Regions from separate parts of the Mus musculus genome. Here region 1 is linked to region 2. The links are chromatin loops, found by intact Hi-C in ENCODE. Cell type or tissue: heart. All regions are shown on one strand. Each heading gives the region's core, and the rest is flanking DNA. Links, peaks and the distances in the headings are about the cores only.

Evidence for each region. Peaks named below come from ENCODE experiments on the same cell type or tissue, not always from the same donor. Only the 100,000 strongest peaks of a DNase experiment are listed, where the experiment ranks them.
Region 1: it touches region 2 in a loop (4-fold over the local background); 7 of 42 quality-filtered maps call a loop at or near these places.

The regions. Positions count from the first base shown.
Region 1 is chr16:10,862,877-10,871,385 of GRCm38, forward strand. No RefSeq gene overlaps it. Among named protein-coding and RNA genes, the nearest start is that of Rmi2, 32 kb to the left of the region's middle. In heart, for the core only: no CTCF peak of the experiment used is centred there; DNase peaks (open chromatin) are centred at 2,925, 4,215, 4,825 and 5,365; H3K27ac peaks cover 1,009 bases; H3K27me3 peaks cover 1,123 bases.
Region 2 is chr16:10,782,420-10,790,928 of GRCm38, forward strand. It overlaps Socs1 (suppressor of cytokine signaling 1), which reads right to left and starts at 3,117. Exons shown (of 2, transcript NM_009896.2): 1 at 3,012-3,117; 2 at 1,389-2,502. The coding sequence starts at 2,452. The coding sequence ends at 1,814. Tnp2 (transition protein 2) reads right to left here and starts at 6,236. Exons shown (of 2, transcript NM_013694.4): 1 at 5,846-6,236; 2 at 5,516-5,674. The coding sequence starts at 6,182. The coding sequence ends at 5,658. It overlaps Prm3 (protamine 3), which reads right to left and starts at 8,495. Exons shown (of 1, transcript NM_013638.2): 1 at 8,089-8,495. The coding sequence starts at 8,470. The coding sequence ends at 8,165. In heart, for the core only: CTCF peaks have their summits at 1,956, 2,775 (motif pointing left), 3,050, 4,122 (motif pointing left) and 1 weaker place; DNase peaks (open chromatin) are centred at 2,722, 3,152, 3,572, 4,102 and 4 weaker places; H3K4me3 peaks cover 4,196 bases; H3K27ac peaks cover 5,007 bases; H3K27me3 peaks cover 2,021 bases.

The sequences.
Region 1 (8,509 bases), core at 114-8,113, 80 kb after region 2:
ATTCCAGCAGATCCTCCCAGGTCTCGCCCCATCCACTCCTCCATCCAGTTGCTGTCCATTTAGTTCTAGACACTGGGTCACTGTCATTTTCATTTCCATATTTTGTGTGGCTCTGACAGCACTGCTCAGCTTACTGTGCATATAAGGACAGCATTTAAATGTCCTTGTCAAGAGACTTAGAGACTTTGCCTCTTGAAGGTTGGTTTCCAGGGAGATCTGGTTCCTTTGAGCACACATATGTCCATGAATATTGCAGGGTCTCTGCACACCTCCTAAGCATAAGGAAGGACTTTCCTGTCTTAGCCTTTTGAGAGCCCTCGGGTCTCTTCTCTTAGATGTCCTCACCGTGAAAAGCTGGAGGTGCTGACGTCTGCTACTCTAGCTACCCACTGTTATGCAGGGGGCTCCACCACTACTGCCTACCAGATATCCAAACTACGCCCGTGTTCAGGCACAGTGTGGGGTGAGACAGAAGCCAGCTTCCAGAGCAGACCAGGTGTGGAAGCCGGGCAGCTGGCTCCCCTGAAGCCCACACAGGGTGGGATGTGGGCCGACTGAGTGAAAACGCTTGTGTACAGGTGCATGCACTGTGGCTCCTGGGCACTGCCCATCTTCTTATTGAGACAGGGTCTCTTGCTGGGCACTGCCCATCTTCTTATTGAGACAGGGTCTCTTGCTAGGGCTGGACCAAGCCTCTCAGTCCCCTTTCTTTTGCAGCTGTGCTCGGACCATATATGCTATGGGCCTAGTAAGAGTATCTGAGACACCATATGCTTCATGATTAAGGGCTCTCGGCTCAAAGCTCTTACTCTGTCCAGCACACCAGGTCACACAGTATGTCTTCCCTCCATACCCTGGACCACACAGTAGGTCCTCATTCCACACCCATCACATTTTCCATTTCCCTGACTTTCTCTTGTTTGTTTTACAGTTCACTTGAGCATCACACAGCTGACTCTTGCACTACGTGTAGACATTTCCTTTGGCTTGTTGTTCATCTTTGAGTGTCATCTTTCATGCCTTTAAGGCTCTCAGGCTGCCCCTGAGTCTGGGATGTGAAGGTCTCAGGTATTTCTTGCTGCTTTTCACTGCAGCTGTGACTTGTAGGTTGGATAAAGAAGTCTTTGTCAGGTTCACAGGCCATAGGGTGTCACCTCAGACCTACTGTTACAAGTTCTGAGTGCACAAGACTCAGAGAGTCCTTAGGGTCCTTGAGACACCTGGCTTGGTGGCCATAGTCTCAGGTGTTATCCCCTTAACCCTCAGGAAATACTCACTGGGTTTTGTTTGTTTGGTTGTTTGGTTGGTTTGGTTTGGTTTGTATTTTGGGACAGGGTCTTTCAGTGGCCCAGAACTAGCCTTGTTAGGCCTAGCCTGGCTGGCCAGCAAGCCTGGAATTCACCCGCCCACCTCCCAGCACAGCATCCGAAGCACACACCACCTTACCCAGTTCCCCCCACCCCCTGGTTCTGGGGATCCAACTCATGCTTGTAAGGCAAGCACATTATCAGCCAAGGCATCTTTCCTGACTTTATTTTTTTTGTTTGGTTCCTTTTCTTTTTAAAAAACAGTATGACTTTTTATTTTACATGTATGAGTGTTTGCCTGCATGTATGTGTATGTGTGTGACCTGTAGAGGTCAGGCCACCCATTCTCCTGGCAGTAGTGAGCTGTCACATGGATGCTGGGAATCGAACCCAACTCCTCTGTAAGAGAACTATGGAGCCATCTCTCCAACCTTATTTGATTTTATTAAGGCAGAATCTTGCTATGTAGCCCAGGCTGGCCTCAAATTAGCTTTCCTCCTGTCCCTGCCAACCAGGCTAGCTCTTTTTTCATGAAAACCATGTTGAACATAGCTTTGTTGGGACTCTGTGCTCACCACAGAACTGAGCACCGCAGGACTGAGCACCGCAGGACTGAGCACCGCAGAACTGAGCACCTGCCATCCCTGTAGGAGCTCAGAGAGTGGCACTGCTTTCCCATTTGAGGTGGGAGACCAAGGCTAGACCAGGATGAGAACTTCCCACACTGAAGAGGGAGGGCCAAGGTCACAGAGTCCTGGGCACACAGGTGGATGTAGGCAGCCACCAGCTGGCAGGCAGACTGGAGCGCCCTAGGATCACAGGTGTCTTGGACACACAGTCTGAGGACTGGGGCAGGATCCACCTGAAACCAATGCCAGCCCATCACGGTGCTTGCCTGATGTACCCTTGGAAGGGCATTGCCTAGATCAGGCCTCTTTCATTCTGTGGTTACTCTGCTGAGTTGCCTCTGGCCAGTTCTCCAGGCTGGACCAGGGTTCTTGGGAGAAGGCCTGACAGGTGGTCCCATGCCCTGAGTATGGCTGCTGTACCCCCTCTCCAGCACCACAGGTGTCACCCACCTGGATGGAAACTCCCAAGACCCATCCCTCTGCACGTTTCTCTTGGGCACACTTCCTGGTGTGCAGCAGCCTCAGCAAGATGCCTGTATCCTTGAGTGGAGCGCCAGGGTTCCTGCTTTACCCTGGACCTGTGCAGCTGTCCTCCACTGAGCCTGCCAGGCCTGGGTGAGCTCCTCCAGGCTGGCAGCTTCTGTGCCACCTGGCAGTAGTAGCTCATCGTCTTCATTATTGTTGGTACCCAGAAGGCCAGCAGACATTCCTGCAGAGCAAGAGGGACCTGTTGGGAAAGCTCCCCCTCCTGACTCCCCAGGACGCCAGAGTTCTCAGAAGTTGGGGAGGGAAAAGATGATCTAAGGAGGACTGTGCCTTGCAGTGCCTTCTCCCACAGTCCCAGCCCACTGGGCCACTTAGGAAGCTTTCCAGAAGACCTCTTGTGGTCTACTTGCATGTTGGGAGACCTCATGAGAGCTGACTTCACTCTGTCCAGACTGTCTCCAGGGAAGAGAGCCAAGCTGGGTCAGAAACCCTGGGCCAGAAGCTGGCCCTGGAAGCAGGGGTGAGTGTCCAGCTTCTACTGGGTCATCTGTAATGGGACAGGAATGACCAGGACTGAGAAGGAGGCAGCTGTGTCACACTAGAAAAGAGGCCAGCAGTCATGGTGACCCCAGCAGGGAAGTGTCCAGTCAGCAAAGGCAGCCATTGAGATTATCTCCAGTTCTTGCCCACTGGCCCTTCCCCACCAGGAGGCCAACTGCAGTGCCGCTGAGAAGGGGCGTGTCACCTCATCCCTGAAGTCTGGCCCCGGCAGAGCTGGAAAAGGCCCTTGTGGGGAACATCAAGCCCCAACCCACCATGGTGCCACAGGCCTAGCATCAGACTGCAGAGGCCTGCTGGCACATCCCAGGAGATGGACACACCATCCTAGCTGCTCAGCTCAGCCCTGGACCCAGTGCTCAGCAGGAGATGGCTCTAGACCCCAGCAGCCCCAAGGCCAGGCAGTGTCATACATCTTGTAAGCCTGTGGACCACACACACGGGTGAGTCTGGAATCACTCCCAGCAACTAACCCTTAGGCAACATGTGGACAAGAGGCTCTGGGGAGTCCTCCCCACCCCCAGCCCAGCCCCCAACCCATGCACTAAGCTTTAGGGTACAGGTAAGCTTTAGGATACAGAACAAGGGTTGCGTGGTTCATTCAGCTCTACATGAAGGACGTGAACTCCGAGCTTGTGCGGCTCAGCATCAGAGAGGACATTTACTGAGAGGTCTTGGCTAGCAGGAAGCTGCCACAGCAGGGACCCAGGTCCCACATCTGCCCATCAAAGGTCACCATGGACCTGGCACTGGCTACCACAGCTCAATCTGAGAAGAGGACAGACCAGCTCGACGCTAAGTGTTAACCCAGAAACAAGTGTGCTTCCAAGTCTGGGGGCGCTCCCAAGACGCTGAGCTCGGGAATGTCGGCACACCATAAACCACCCTATGCCACGCCTGAAGCTCTGCCTCCTCTGTAGCAAGGGCTTGGGTTCAGATGGCATGCCTGCACAAGCCAGCCGTGGCATTCCCTCTACTTCACACGGGAGGAAACTGAGGATGAAGAAATTATATAGCAGCGCGAGCCAGAGGCGGCTTCCCCGGGGTCTTCTCAGAGGCACATCAGGGCCACAGGCTACAGACACCGCCGCCTCCTCCATAAGGCTCCATTAGCAGCCTTCCAGCTCCAACTGGAGCTCAGCCCTCTCTTTCTCCACCAAGGCCCCCTGGGAGAAGGCTGGCCTCAGAAGGAACCCCCAGATGTTGTGTATGCCTCCTTAGCCAGCCAGGACTTTATATTCCTGACAGAATCCTAGCAGGGTCAGTAGCCCCAGATGACCTCACCAAGCCCAGGAACTTGTGGGGCTGGGCTGCGATTCCACGGGACCTGACAGGCTTTCCTGTGCCTACTGGTCATGAAGCCCTATAGGATCCCACAGGCAGAGGACCGGGAAGTGGGCAGGACTTACCCTTGAAAAGGCTTCTCAGCAGGCGATGCTGGAACCCATAGAACCTGGCTAGCACTTTAGGCTCATACAACCTGTGGAGTGGCCACAGGAATTTCTCCTCCACCAGGTAACTGACCACCTGGGCTGCGTGCAGGGGCCCATCCCCCACAGGCAGGAGTGGCAAGCCTTACGGTCACGGAGTGGTTCCTGAAATGGACACAGAGGAGATGGACACAGAGATGGGTCCCCCAGCAAGTCGAGATGGCTCACTGAGCCTCTCTTTCCCTGAAGGACAGTGATGTCACAGGCTGGAAAGGAATCACAGATGCTGTCCCCCTAGAGAGGGCTCCCCTCTCTCTGCAGAAGTGTCCTTATAAGATAATCCAAAGTCCTGCAATAGGGCCACAGCTGCCTGTGCACCCTGCTCCAGGGGCCAGTGGGGTAATGGGGATGGGCGTAGACACTGAGGGAGGCAAGCCAGGGTACCTGTCAGAGGTTTACAGGCACAGTAAGATGATGCTGAGTGGGCCAGAACAGGAGCCCAGACAAAGGGGGATTGTCAGAGATTTCTCCAGGCTAGGGAGAGACTCTAGAACTTTCTCAGGCTGTGGAACCTGAGGTTGGAAAGAGTGAGAAAAATCTGGGGGTGAGGCACTGAGAACGGCCACTCAGTGCCATCTGCTGAAGCCCTCGGTCTACACAGACCCTGCTAGGTTTCTAGCTGTTTCTTCACTCGTTTTCCTTTGAGGTATGTCCCAAGTTTACAGGTGGGGAAACTGAGGCAGAGTAGGAATTCAACCAAGAGTTAGGGTCAAGTTTCCCACACCCAAGAGGCACCATGCTGCCACCTGCTGGGCAAGAAGGGAACTGTAGGCGCTCTTGCCGGCTCCTACCTGTGAGGCCTTCGCTGCCCACGTCTCCATGGTTAATCCCTTCTCATCTAACAGCACAGAACAGCATGAGAAAAGTCCTGTGGTTCAGGCCGCTACAGTTCTGCTTACACTGCACTGTTTAGCCACGCACAGAAGCCCCTGTGGTTTGCCCCTTGTCTATAGAGGGGCCTCTGTCCTTCCGGCTGTTGAGGCCAAATACTTTGAAATCACCTCTCACTCCTCTTTTACCACCGCCATCCAGGTGAGTCCTGATCCTCTCCAGGCTGACCTAAAAGCACATCTGGATTCTGACTGCCTCTCATCCCTTCCACACTGAGTTTGCTCCAGCAACCCCAGCCAGCCCTATACTCTGTGCAGGGACACTGGGATGGGCCTTAGCTGCCAACTTCCAGGCAACCTGAACAGCCAGGCCCCTCACCATGGGGGCCAGTGGGAATACACAGAGATCCACCTTCCCCTGGGCCAAACCCCTTGTATGCGCCCATCTCCAAGCAGAAGCCAAGGCCTTAAACCACCTGGAACGTGCTCAAATCCTGCTGGCTTCCTTACTACTTTTCAGACCGGTACCACGGCTCTGCAACCTCCCAAACCCTGCTCTCCACCAGTGTGTGCCTACCCAGAGCTGCATACTCAAAATTCACCACCTCTGGGCTGGCAAGAAGGCTCAGTGGTTAAGGCACTTGCCACGCAAGCACAAGATCAGATACTGAGAACCACACATAAATGTGAGGCGAGCATGACAGAACTTGTGATTTCATTCTCAGAAGGCAGATGGATCCCCAGAACAAGCTGCCTGGCAAGACTAGCCCTATCAGTGAACTCTGGGATTGATTGAGAGAGCCTGCCTCAACAAGTAAGGCCATTATTCTCTATCAGCTTCAGGCATCCACATACGAGTGCATACACATGCGGGCCCACATACGTGCAGGCCCAAAGAACCGTACTTTAAAAAGGGGAGCCCTCTTGTGCTTCTCAGCCAAGCTTTACCCTCACCCATGTGTCTTTCTGCAGCAGTGTGCCACCTAATACATATAGGTCAGGGACTGGCCTCCTGCCCATTAGACCACATCCAGCCTGCTAGCCAAGGATGCCTTTCCCCATAGCTAAGTGTTTTGCAAAACTAACTAGAATGTGAACAGTGCTTGCGCAGAGCCTAAGCCTCAGTTTCCCACCTGTCAAATGAGAACCTCCTGTGTGGCAATGCTGCCCTACAGTACAGACAGACTCAGTCCTGTCATGTAGCAGGAACACAGGACTCGCGAGTAAGTCTCAGCACACTTACACGGCTGCATAAGAGGATGTGCTCAGCAAGGGTTTGCTCAGGACCCAGGAGGCCTGAGTCTCAGCCCAGGACACTGTACGGTGGATGACCTTGGGGAGTAGGGAGGGCAGAGACAGCTGTCAGAGGCACCTTCACTGAGCTCAGCCCCACCCCACCTTATCATACACACCCCTTCCCAGCTCCAGGGTTCATCTGGGTGGGCCTTAGCCTCGACTCCCAGACAACCTGAACAGCCAGGCCTGTAGCCACTGCCTGGCCTCCTCAGCCCGAGGCCATGGCATCGCCTCCAGATAGGCCTCCTTCAGCATGGCTGGAGGCTCTGCAACAGGTATTCCCCTGACACCTCAGTGATCCTACAGCACAAGCCAGGAAGGCCAGCCATGCCTAACATCTGAGCCCTAGAGGACACAGAGTCTGTGCTCTGGAGTAAGGAGTGGGGTAGCAATAAGTTAGCGGCACTAGGACTGCTGACCTGGTTACCTGGGATTGACAGGAGGGCCAGCTACCCCCTACTATACAAATGTGCATCCTCCACTAAGCTGGAACCTGTGTGGTATGACAGCCCTGGTAGAACCCTGTGTGTCTCCTTAGGGCTTTTCCAGTTGATGCTTCCCACGGGCATCACAAAACAATCCCCGGGGAAGTGGCTGGCATTCAGTGTGACACAGTGGAGCGCTGCATGTAGGGTTTTGGAGCTTCAGCCCAGCATCTTTCCCTATTGTCAACCCCACTCTGTACCCTTGTGCTGCTGTGAGTCACAGCCATGAGAATATCTGTGTGACCCTGGCCAGTAAGAATCCCCGGGGCTGTAAGAGTGGTTCTTAGCTGTGAGGAGGCTAGGTTCTCAGCTTGCTCAGGGCAGGGCTGTCTGCTGACCAGGCTGAAAGCCTTGCTGGAGCCCACAGACAGACACCCAGTGCCAGCCGTGGAATCTTCACAGCAAGGCTGTGTATGTGAGTGGAGTCAGGCAGTGGATGGATGAAGCCTGGACAGCAGGCATAGGTGGGTATTAACTTGGAGCCTACAAGAATGAAGAAAGCATGCCAAAGGCCAGAGGTCACAAGTGTCTAAGAAATAAGCTGTGGGCATCTACAGAGAGGAGACTGCTTTTCTGAGTGAGATAGGGCTGTGAGATGCAGTCTGAAGGCCCAAGGCTGCTGGGGCTGGGACTGGGACTGCACTGGTGCCCTCTCCTATACTCATGGTCCAGCTCAGCTGCAGCTGCTCCAGGTAGAGAAGGAGGTGGCAAGTCAGCACGTGCCTGGCCTGGCCTGGCCTCTGCCCCACAGGGTGGTCACCTGCCGGGACAGCGCCTAGCCCCACCCAAGTCAGTAGCAACAGACCCTCTGTCACACTGTCCAGAGTGCCCACTGGCTATACCTAGGCAGGGAAACTGAGGCAAGATCAGTGGGAGACTACAGAGACAGCACTTTGCAGCCTCTGGTGCCTGGGCTGGAGAGCTGCAGGCCACAGGCCAGGCCAGAGCCCCTCATGCTCCCTTAGCAGGGCCTGGCTACCCACCAGGTTCTGAATGCCTCTCACATAGTCTTCTTGGTGGCGGAGCTTCTTTTCCAGCTGGGCCTGCACCTGGGAGCTGATTGCTGTCATTCTAGACTGCAGGATAGAGGGACAGGTGAGAGATAGAGAAAAAGTCCTCTGGAGGATGTGTGGGCTGTCCTGAGGGGTCCACTCTGGTGTTCTGGGCATTGTTCACTCAAGGGCTCTGGGCTCTTGGCCAACAGCTTAACTCCAGATGGCTCAGCAGGGCCCCTTGACAACCTTGTACAACTAGGAGGAGGCTCTGGTTAGCTGCCTGAAGGGTCAGGCGCCTCAGTGGCTGGGCGGACTGCTGCACAAGAGCAGGGCCTCCACCTCCATGGCTCTCCTGTGGGCACACACCCGTAGTGTCACACTCTCTTCTCTGCCCCCTGGAGCCAGGAAGGGACCAAGGTTGCATCCATGCCGT
Region 2 (8,509 bases), core at 87-8,086:
TCACCATGTCTGAAGGAGGGCCTGGTTCCAGCCTGTGAAACAGGGATGCCAGCAGTGCCACAGGGCCAACCAGAAGCCCAGGTGAAGGGCAACTGTTTTAAAGGTGACCTGGAACTGGTGAGTACCAGTACAAGCCAGGCAACGGTGAGGCCTCACCCCAAGAGCTTTTCTTTGCCTTCTGGCCAGCCTGTTCCCCAAAGGCAGGGGCTTAACTCCCTGGCGGGTCCAGGTGTCAAGCAGGGGTTTCCCAGCTAGCTGCCTCCTCCCTCCACCCCCAAGCTCTTGCTGTGGGGATCTGCATGGTACCACAGTACTCACCAGGTCTCTGCCCTTCGCCCTGCTAGACTGAAAAGCAGCATGGGGAGAACCTTATTCATTCACACAGCAGGTTTGGTCCTCCATGCTCTCTCCTCACCTCCCTGAAGGACTGGCCATGCTGGGATGGAGAACCACAGCCATTCTAACGCTCCAGAGAAAGCCCAGACAGTGTCAGTGTGCCCAGAGCAGCCACTTCCTCTGAACGTGATCATTAAGCATTAGGAAAGCCACTAGAAGCATGTCCCAGGCTGCAGGAGTCACAGAACTCATGAAGATGGTGTGGGATGTGGGCCCCTGATGACCAGCAAGCTCCAGGCGTCTGTCTCAGAGCCAGTGCTGGGTCCTTTCTAGTGCCCTGCTTGTGTCTTGGAACAGCCCTTCCAGCTGGGCTCCTAACAGCACCATTGCTTCAGAGGCCCAGAGGCAAAGGGAATTGCCCAAGCCACCAGCAGCACCCAGGCCCCTGCCACCACAGACCACAAAGCAGCTTTCTGGCTCCAAAAAAGTACACAAGGCAGAGTGGGGAGAGGAGGGAAAAGTCAAGCCAGCATGGCCCATCATCCCTCTGAAATGCTTGATGGCTTGCAGAACCACCACTCCTTCCAAAAACTCGGGGAGCCCTGGCCTCTCTGCCCCACCCTCTTCCTGGAAGTAGTTGTGGTCAGAGAAGCAAAGAAGTTTCCTCTCTGTCATCCATTTCAAATTGATGCAGGATGGACAGTTAAAAGGCCCACCTCTCCAGTCCAGGAATGGTCTGTCGTCAATTACCCGTCTCTCAGTTTTCTCCTCTGTATACTGGGGGCAACACAGTACTCAGTGTCAGGGGCTGTCCCTGTAGGATCCCATCACAGAAATACCAGAGACCAGGCACGGATACTCAGGAGCGGCCATCTTCCCAGTCATAAACCACAACTAGCCTGGAAGTTTGGTCCCCATCACTGTGGGTGGAGATGTATATGATGTCCGACCCTCCCCCCTCCCCCCAGCATCCCGAAGACTTCAAGAAAAGTCAGTCTGTATACCCCACTCCCAACCCAGGACGTTTGGCCAAAGCATACGCTCTAGGAATCTTTGTTTCTTTTAAAAAAAAACTTTCATAATAAAGTTTATTACCTAAACTGGCTGTAAAAATATAAAATAGGATATTCTGCACAGCAGAAAAATGAAGCCAGAGACCCTCCCCGACCCCTGGTTTGTGCAAAGATACTGGGAATATGTAAACATGGAGAGGTAGGAGTGGAATTCAGGTCCTGGCCCCAGACACAAGCTGCTACAACCAGGGGGGACCCGGAGGGAGCACCAGGAGGGGAGCACCCCCACCCCTGAGAGGTGGGATGAGGTCTCCAGCCAGAAGTGGGAGGCATCTCACCCTCCACAACCACTCCCTCCGACCCAGGCGGGGAGGGCTCCCACGTGGTTCCAGAAAAATAATAATAATTAATAATAAGAAATAATAAGGCGCCCCCACTTAATGCTGCGGCACAGCGGCAGCCGGTCAGATCTGGAAGGGGAAGGAACTCAGGTAGTCACGGAGTACCGGGTTAAGAGGGATGCGCGCCAGGTTCTCGCGACCCACGGCGGCCACGATGCGCTGGCGACACAGCTCCTGCAGCGGCCGCACGCGGCGCTGGCGCAGCGGGGCCCCCAACATGCGGCGCGGCGCCGCCACGTAGTGCTCCAGCAGCTCGAAAAGGCAGTCGAAGGTCTCGCGGCTGCCGTCCAAGTGGAAGCGGCCGGCCTGGAAGTGCACGCGGATGCTCGTGGGGCCCGAAGCCATCTTCACGCTGAGCGCGAAGAAGCAGTTCCGTTGGCGACTGTCGCGCACCAAGAAGGTGCCCACGGGCTCGGCACGCAGCCGCTCGTGCGCCCCGTGCACGCTCAGGGGTCCCCAATAGAAGCCGCAGGCGTCCAGGAGCGCGCTGGTCCGCGTGATGCGCCGGTAATCGGAGTGGGAGCGGAAGGTGCGGAAGTGAGTGTCGCCAGGGGCTGGGGCTGGGACCGCCGGGCAGGGCCGGGGACGCACGGGGGCCGCTGGCGAGGACGAAGACGAGGACGAGGAGGGCTCTGACCGCCGTCGGGGCTCTGCTGCCGGGGAGATCGCATTGTCGGCTGCCACCTGGTTGCGTGCTACCATCCTACTCGAGGGGCCAGCTGGAGGGGTGGGCCATAGCGTCCGGGGCTGCGCTGATGGGGGAGACAGAGGCAGTGAGCCGGGCGTCCGGGTGGCACAGGCCGGCCAACAGACCCCAAGGAGCGAGAGCGGCACGCAGAATCCGCCCGGAGCTTGAGCCTCGGTGGGCTCATCTGCGAAGTAGGCCGTTCCTGTATGCGGAACCCTTCCAGACTGGCGGTGGAGCCCTGCCTCCCCGCGCGCGTGGAGAAGGGGGCGTGGAGAGGGGCCCGACTCCCGGCCGTCCCCGCTGGTGGCTAGTCGCCTCGCGGCTGCCGCCTACTGGCCACGCCGGGGACTGGAACCCGGGCGGAGGATCAGGGCTCAGGGCCGGAGAGGAGGGGCTGACGGCGCCCCGCTCGAGCGAGGGGCCTCCTGGGGGAGCCGGGGCGGGGGTGGGGGGGCGCCAGAGGCGTGGCATCCTCGACCCTGCCATACAGTCTGCGAGGTTAGTCCTGCCGGGCTCTGCTCCCATCACCTCCCATCCCCTCCCGCCTGCTCCCTCGCAGCTGCCTTGGCTCACCTGGCGGCAGGACGCGGGGAGCCGCGGCTGGGGGCTCCGGGGCGGCTGTCGCGCATGCTCCGGGGCTGGGAGCCGTGCCGCTGCCACGGCCGCAGTTCTCTCTGCTGCTGCCCGCCCCTGCATCAGGCTCTTAAACCAGGCAGGCCCCGCCCACAGGTCCAGCCCACCCCCGCTTTCGGTTTCTCTTTCCGGCAAGTCTTTCGGGTTCTCTCTAGACTCCTGAGGCTCTCCCTGGAGACGGTTCCTCTAACTTGGTTTCGCCTCGCACCTTCCCACATTGGGACCTCTGGGGTTCCGGCTCCAACCGGAATCTTGTGTTCCGTGCCTGGGGTGCTTAGGACTTGGTGCCCGCTCTTTTGCTCTACCTTCGCCCCAAATCGCAGCCCGCCGTGTGGGATGCTAGCGCGGGGCTGACACGCCTCCTCCCCTCCGGGTGTCTGCATTCTTCTGGTTAGGGCTCCGCCTCGCCTGGACCCTGTGCTCCCCAAGCAGCTCCTCCCTGCCAGGGTCCTTCCTGCCCAGGACCCGAAGGCCTTGGCAATCTCGACCCTTCTTGGAACCCGGCTAGCTAGTCCTAGAGACCTGTGGGGCCGCCGCCCTCCTCCAGAGCCGCGTGCGGGCCCCTCCCGTTGGCCATTCGGCCTGGCCTTGGCTTGGGCTTCCCAGGAAGCGGTGGCCTGACCGCAGAGGCTTCAAAGGAAGCCTAAGGCGGTGCGGGAGGGGCGCCCCCGCTCCCGGCCTAGTTCCTCGGAAACCGGGCGGGGTTGGGCTGGGTTCCCAGGGGCCTGGACTCACTCTCTGCACTCTTACTACGTGGGCAGCCGGAGAAACTGAGGCCCCGGGCGGGGCTGTGATTCCAAAAAAAGCTGTAATCCCCAAACTTTTGGTCAAGACTCCAGCAAGCATCTGCCTGTACAAGGGGCCCCGAGCACACCTTGGCTTAGGATCCAGGCAGTCAGACCTATCATTAGGACACTGTGTGGTTTCGTGATTCAGTTTGTCCTGAAAGGCCAGGAGTGGGTGCCTGGCTGACGATGTTTATGAATGAAGGCGGATGAGGTTCGCGTGCAGGCTTCCCTGTGCTCACAGTGACGCACACTGCCCTCTACAGGTTTCTCTGTTAGCTGTCAGGCGGCTCCTCTGAAGCTCTGAGGCCAAGTCCTGGTCTCCCCAGACAGAGCACAGAGCGCCATATTTCATCCTAAGCACAACCAAACTTATCTTGTGGTGCTTGAATTTGTGTGGCTGTGGTTGTGGTGCAGCCATGGTCAGTCTAACCCTTGGTGGGCGATAAAGGCTGGGTTTGTAGCACTGCCTCCCTCTAGCGCGTCTCAGCCTAGACTGGCCTTCAGGTCTTTCTGGTCTGGCAAGCATCACGGATGCTTGTTTGCAGTGCTGGGGACTAAACACAGGGCCTTGTACCAGCCTATTTTAGTAGTACTGGGGTTGGTGAACTCCATCCCCAAACTGTGCTTCCAGCCCAGGCAAAGTGAGGAAAACCTCTTGGGGTACAGTATCCCCTTGGGACTTGGCAGGCTTATTGGTGCTGAGGTGGGTGACAAGGCTGGGCTGGCTCCTGCAGGCCTGCCTCCCTGCCAAGCTCTTGGCAGACCTTTTCAGAAGAACCCTATAAATAGAGGACTCCAGGCCTCCACCTCTGCCTGCTCTCAGGAAATCTCCCCTCCTCCTCAGTCAGAGGGTGTGTCCTCTCGCCCTGCCCCTGGCTAGCCCTCTCCCATCCATCACATTCCAGTGATGCAGTCTTTAGTATATATGCCAGGGATCTGATTGCCTTCCTTCCATCTAAAGTACAGGGCAAGTCAAGCTGTCTTTGGACAACTTGGTTTCAGTTTCTAAAAGTTGTGAAAAAGAAACATGCTGAGCTGTATAGCTGCTTCCTGACCCACCCCCAGGGGTCCAGAGAGCCCAGTACCCACTGTACAGTGGCTGCCATTGTAGGGTCCTGCAGGCTTGGATGCAAAACGTGGTTCCATAGCCTAGCCTGCAAGCCACCTTTTTCCAGCATTCACAGTGTCCTGCTGGGAAGTACTGCCCACTGCCCCTGTGTGATTTTGAAAGTGTCAACGCAGATGGGAGAGGGAGGGACTGGGAGATTGTGCGGTGAGGTAGATAGCCTGTCCCACTTCTGGGAAAGCTCTGGGAAGTTCAGTTCCCTGAACTTGGTCCGTTAGCCAAGCAATGTTGCCTTGCTGTCATGTCTGCTGTGTACACTTGCGTGCAAGCATCCCTTGTGGATAGGAATGCTTTATTTAAAAAAATTAAAACTGCTGACTCAGGCTGGAGAGATGGCCGGGCGGTTAAAAGCACTGACGGCTCTACCAGAGGTCCTGAGTTCAATTCCTAGCAACCACATGGTGGCTCACAGCCATCTGTAATGGAATCTGATGCCCTCTCCTGGTGTGTCTGGAGACAGCGACAGTGTACACATACATTTTTTTTTTGTTTTTGTTTTTTTTTTTTTTAAAAAGCTGCTGACTCAAGACTAGTCTTCCAGGGTACAAGCTTTAATCCATGTTGCATAGAAATTGCTGCAGTGACATGTTCCTGTGACATCATCCCAACAGTCCCCTAGTGATGGCTATCTCATTTTGGGATCAAATGGACACAGGAACATCCTGGAGTGCGTCACTTGTATCTTCGCCCTAAAAGACAGGAATGGAAAAAGGACCTTTAATACCTGTCTGCTCCCCCTCCACTCCCCCCAGTCCATTCCACTCCATCTGGAAAGCAATTGAGTGCGTGTTGCTCAGGTAAGCCATGACCGCCTGGGCAGCCTTGCAGTGTTCCCTTGTCCCCGCTTGCCCTGCAGGTACCTGAGCTACGCCTCTTAGCTCTGTGAGTCCGTTTCCGCCTCCTGACGGCCTTTCTCTTGCTCACTTTCCCTTCAAAGGTCTTCCTGTTCTTGGGGCAGCTCCCGCGGTGGCTGGGTCTTGCAGGTGAGTGTCGAGAGTGCACGGATGGCTTGGGGTGCTTCATGGGCGGGCCAGGGCTGGGGCTGGAGCTAGAGCCCGCGTGGCCTGCCTGGCTGCAGCTCCGGCAGTGGTGGCTGCAGGTGCACTGATTGCACTGGTTACTGGTGTGACTTTGAGGCCGCGAGGAGCTGTGGGGGTGGGGATGAGTGGTGGGAAGGCTCTGCATCTTGGTGTCCATGGGAGGCCACACTCGGGGCAGAGACTTCCTCCTCCTCCTCCTCCCAGCAGGCCCGGCTTTGGGGAGTCCCCACAGCCCCTAGTTATATAGCTGGGCCGATTATGATGGCATAGGCCACAGAGGGTGACAGGTATGACAAAGCCCTGCCTCTCATCTTCACCCAGGGCGGGGCAGCTTTTAGGGTCCTGTGGGTCAGGTCAGATTGTGCTGAGCCCACATCTCAGATCTGCAGCTTTCTTGTTTCACCTCTGTGTGTCCCTTCTTTCTACTCCAGTCCTCCCAACTAAGTAATTGTACCCTTCTCACGGTGACATCAACGCCAGGAGAAGTAACAGAGGATTTATATCATGAGGTTAGCTAAAGATCAGCCTGTAGCCTGTGCTTGAAGGCCTCAAGACAGCTGCAGAGTTCCATTTTCCACCCGGCCACCTAGTGCCTGGCCTATTATAGGAAGTATAGCCAGTGTGTGGGTAGCGAGACACTGTGCCCTGATTGGGTAGCATCTTAGAACAAAGGCTTTCAGGGTGATTAGGGCCCCAGCAGCTGGGAAGTTAAGGGTCAGGTTCACAGAACTGAAGCCTGATCTTGGGTATCCCATGGGCTCCCTCAGTCTTACATGACCACCCCCCCCCCCCATTCTCAGCCTGGGATGCTTTGAGTCCTGGTGGTCTTTGCTTTAGTACCCAGCCTGGAAAAGACAAGGTCGTGGTATTTTACTAGAACCACCTGTAATCACTCTGACACTCTTGTAGGAGGCAATGCTGCCCACATGGCCCTGGCCAAACTTCAGTACTTCTGAAGAATTCCCTCTCACCACCCATGCAGCCAGGATTCACTGGCATGGGCCTTTACATTCAGTGTGTGTATGTGTGAGTGTGTTCAGAAGACAACTCTTAGGAGTGGTTTCTCTCCTTGAACTCAGCTTGACAACATGTTCCTTTACCTGCTGAGATGGTCTCAGCTCAACGAATCTTCTCCAGAGTTCTGGGATTCCAGTTCTAAGTTCACTTTTAAATAAACATGCCGTTGTGAAACTACCTGATTTAATGAGTTCTGCCTTCTCTGTTCATCTTTTGCAGCCAGCTTTGTCTGGGATGTTCCCATATTAGCAGGCTGAATGGTAGCTTCCCCTCCCCAAGATAGAGCCTTTGAAGAATTATGGTACCATGCAGAGCTATAATTGGGCAGGCCTTCACATCCACTAGCAAGTATTCTCACAGAGGATAGAGGCACTGTCACAAGAGTCTGCCTGGCATGTACAAGGCCCTGGGTTTGATGTGCAGGCTGGGCTGCTGTAGCCATAAGTCCAAAGTTTCAGGAGTAGTGGCTGGTGGCACCTACACCCAGGGCTGTCCCCACATGCAGATCCTTGTTGGGGCAGTACACCTAAGGCACAGGCTCTGTGCTTGTGCTACACAGCCAGCCCTGAGGCCTCTGCAGCTCCCATGGGAGAACTGGCCACACGTGAAAGACATATTTGGGTCTCTGGCATGAATTTGAGCCCTATCAACCTTCCCCAAACCCACTTGGAGACCTTTGTGTTCCTTGCCTCTCCTAAGGTTTCACTGGGTTTCACTTCCCAGATCCCAAGAGCCCTCAGTGGCAAGGTGGGTGAAAGCCAAGGGCTGAGAGGGCCTCCTTCCTCCCACATACTGCTGTTTCTTTTGAATAGGAGTTAATAGGAGATGGAACTTTCCTCTGGGCTTCCCTGCATATAGCCACATCCTCCATAGAGGATGCTACATAGAGCCTGAATCAAAACATATCCAGCCTTGGACAGCACCCCCAGTGAGGCATTCTCTCTCTCTCTCTCTCTCTCTCACACACACACACACACACACACACACACACACACACACACACACACGTATGCACATAAAGGGAAAGAGGGAGACCAAGAGAGTTCCATGGAGACTCTTTATTCTTTTCTGAATGTCCTCTGGCGTGGCAATGGGCACCCATTGCCAGGCAGGCCTTGTGGCTCAGGAGTGTGTCTGCTTGGGCTCGGGGCTTGGCTGGGCCTCCCCATCCTCGGCGCTCTCTTGCTTTTCGGGCTCCAGCAGCAGCAGCTTGCCCTTCACCGGGATTTGCTCCTCTTCCTCTTCTTCTTCTTCCTCCTCCTCCTCTTCCTCGTCCTCCTCCTCTTCCTCGCCCTCTGATGACAGGGAAAAGTTGTCTTGACTCACACAGGCCACGAGCTTCTTCATGGAGGACTCGTGGCCACGGCTGTGACCAGTGTTCTGGGCTGGGCCATGGCCAGTGCTGAGCTTGGCACAGCGGGAACCCATCGCCCACTCCTGTCTCTCTGGACTAGGAGGGAGGCAGCC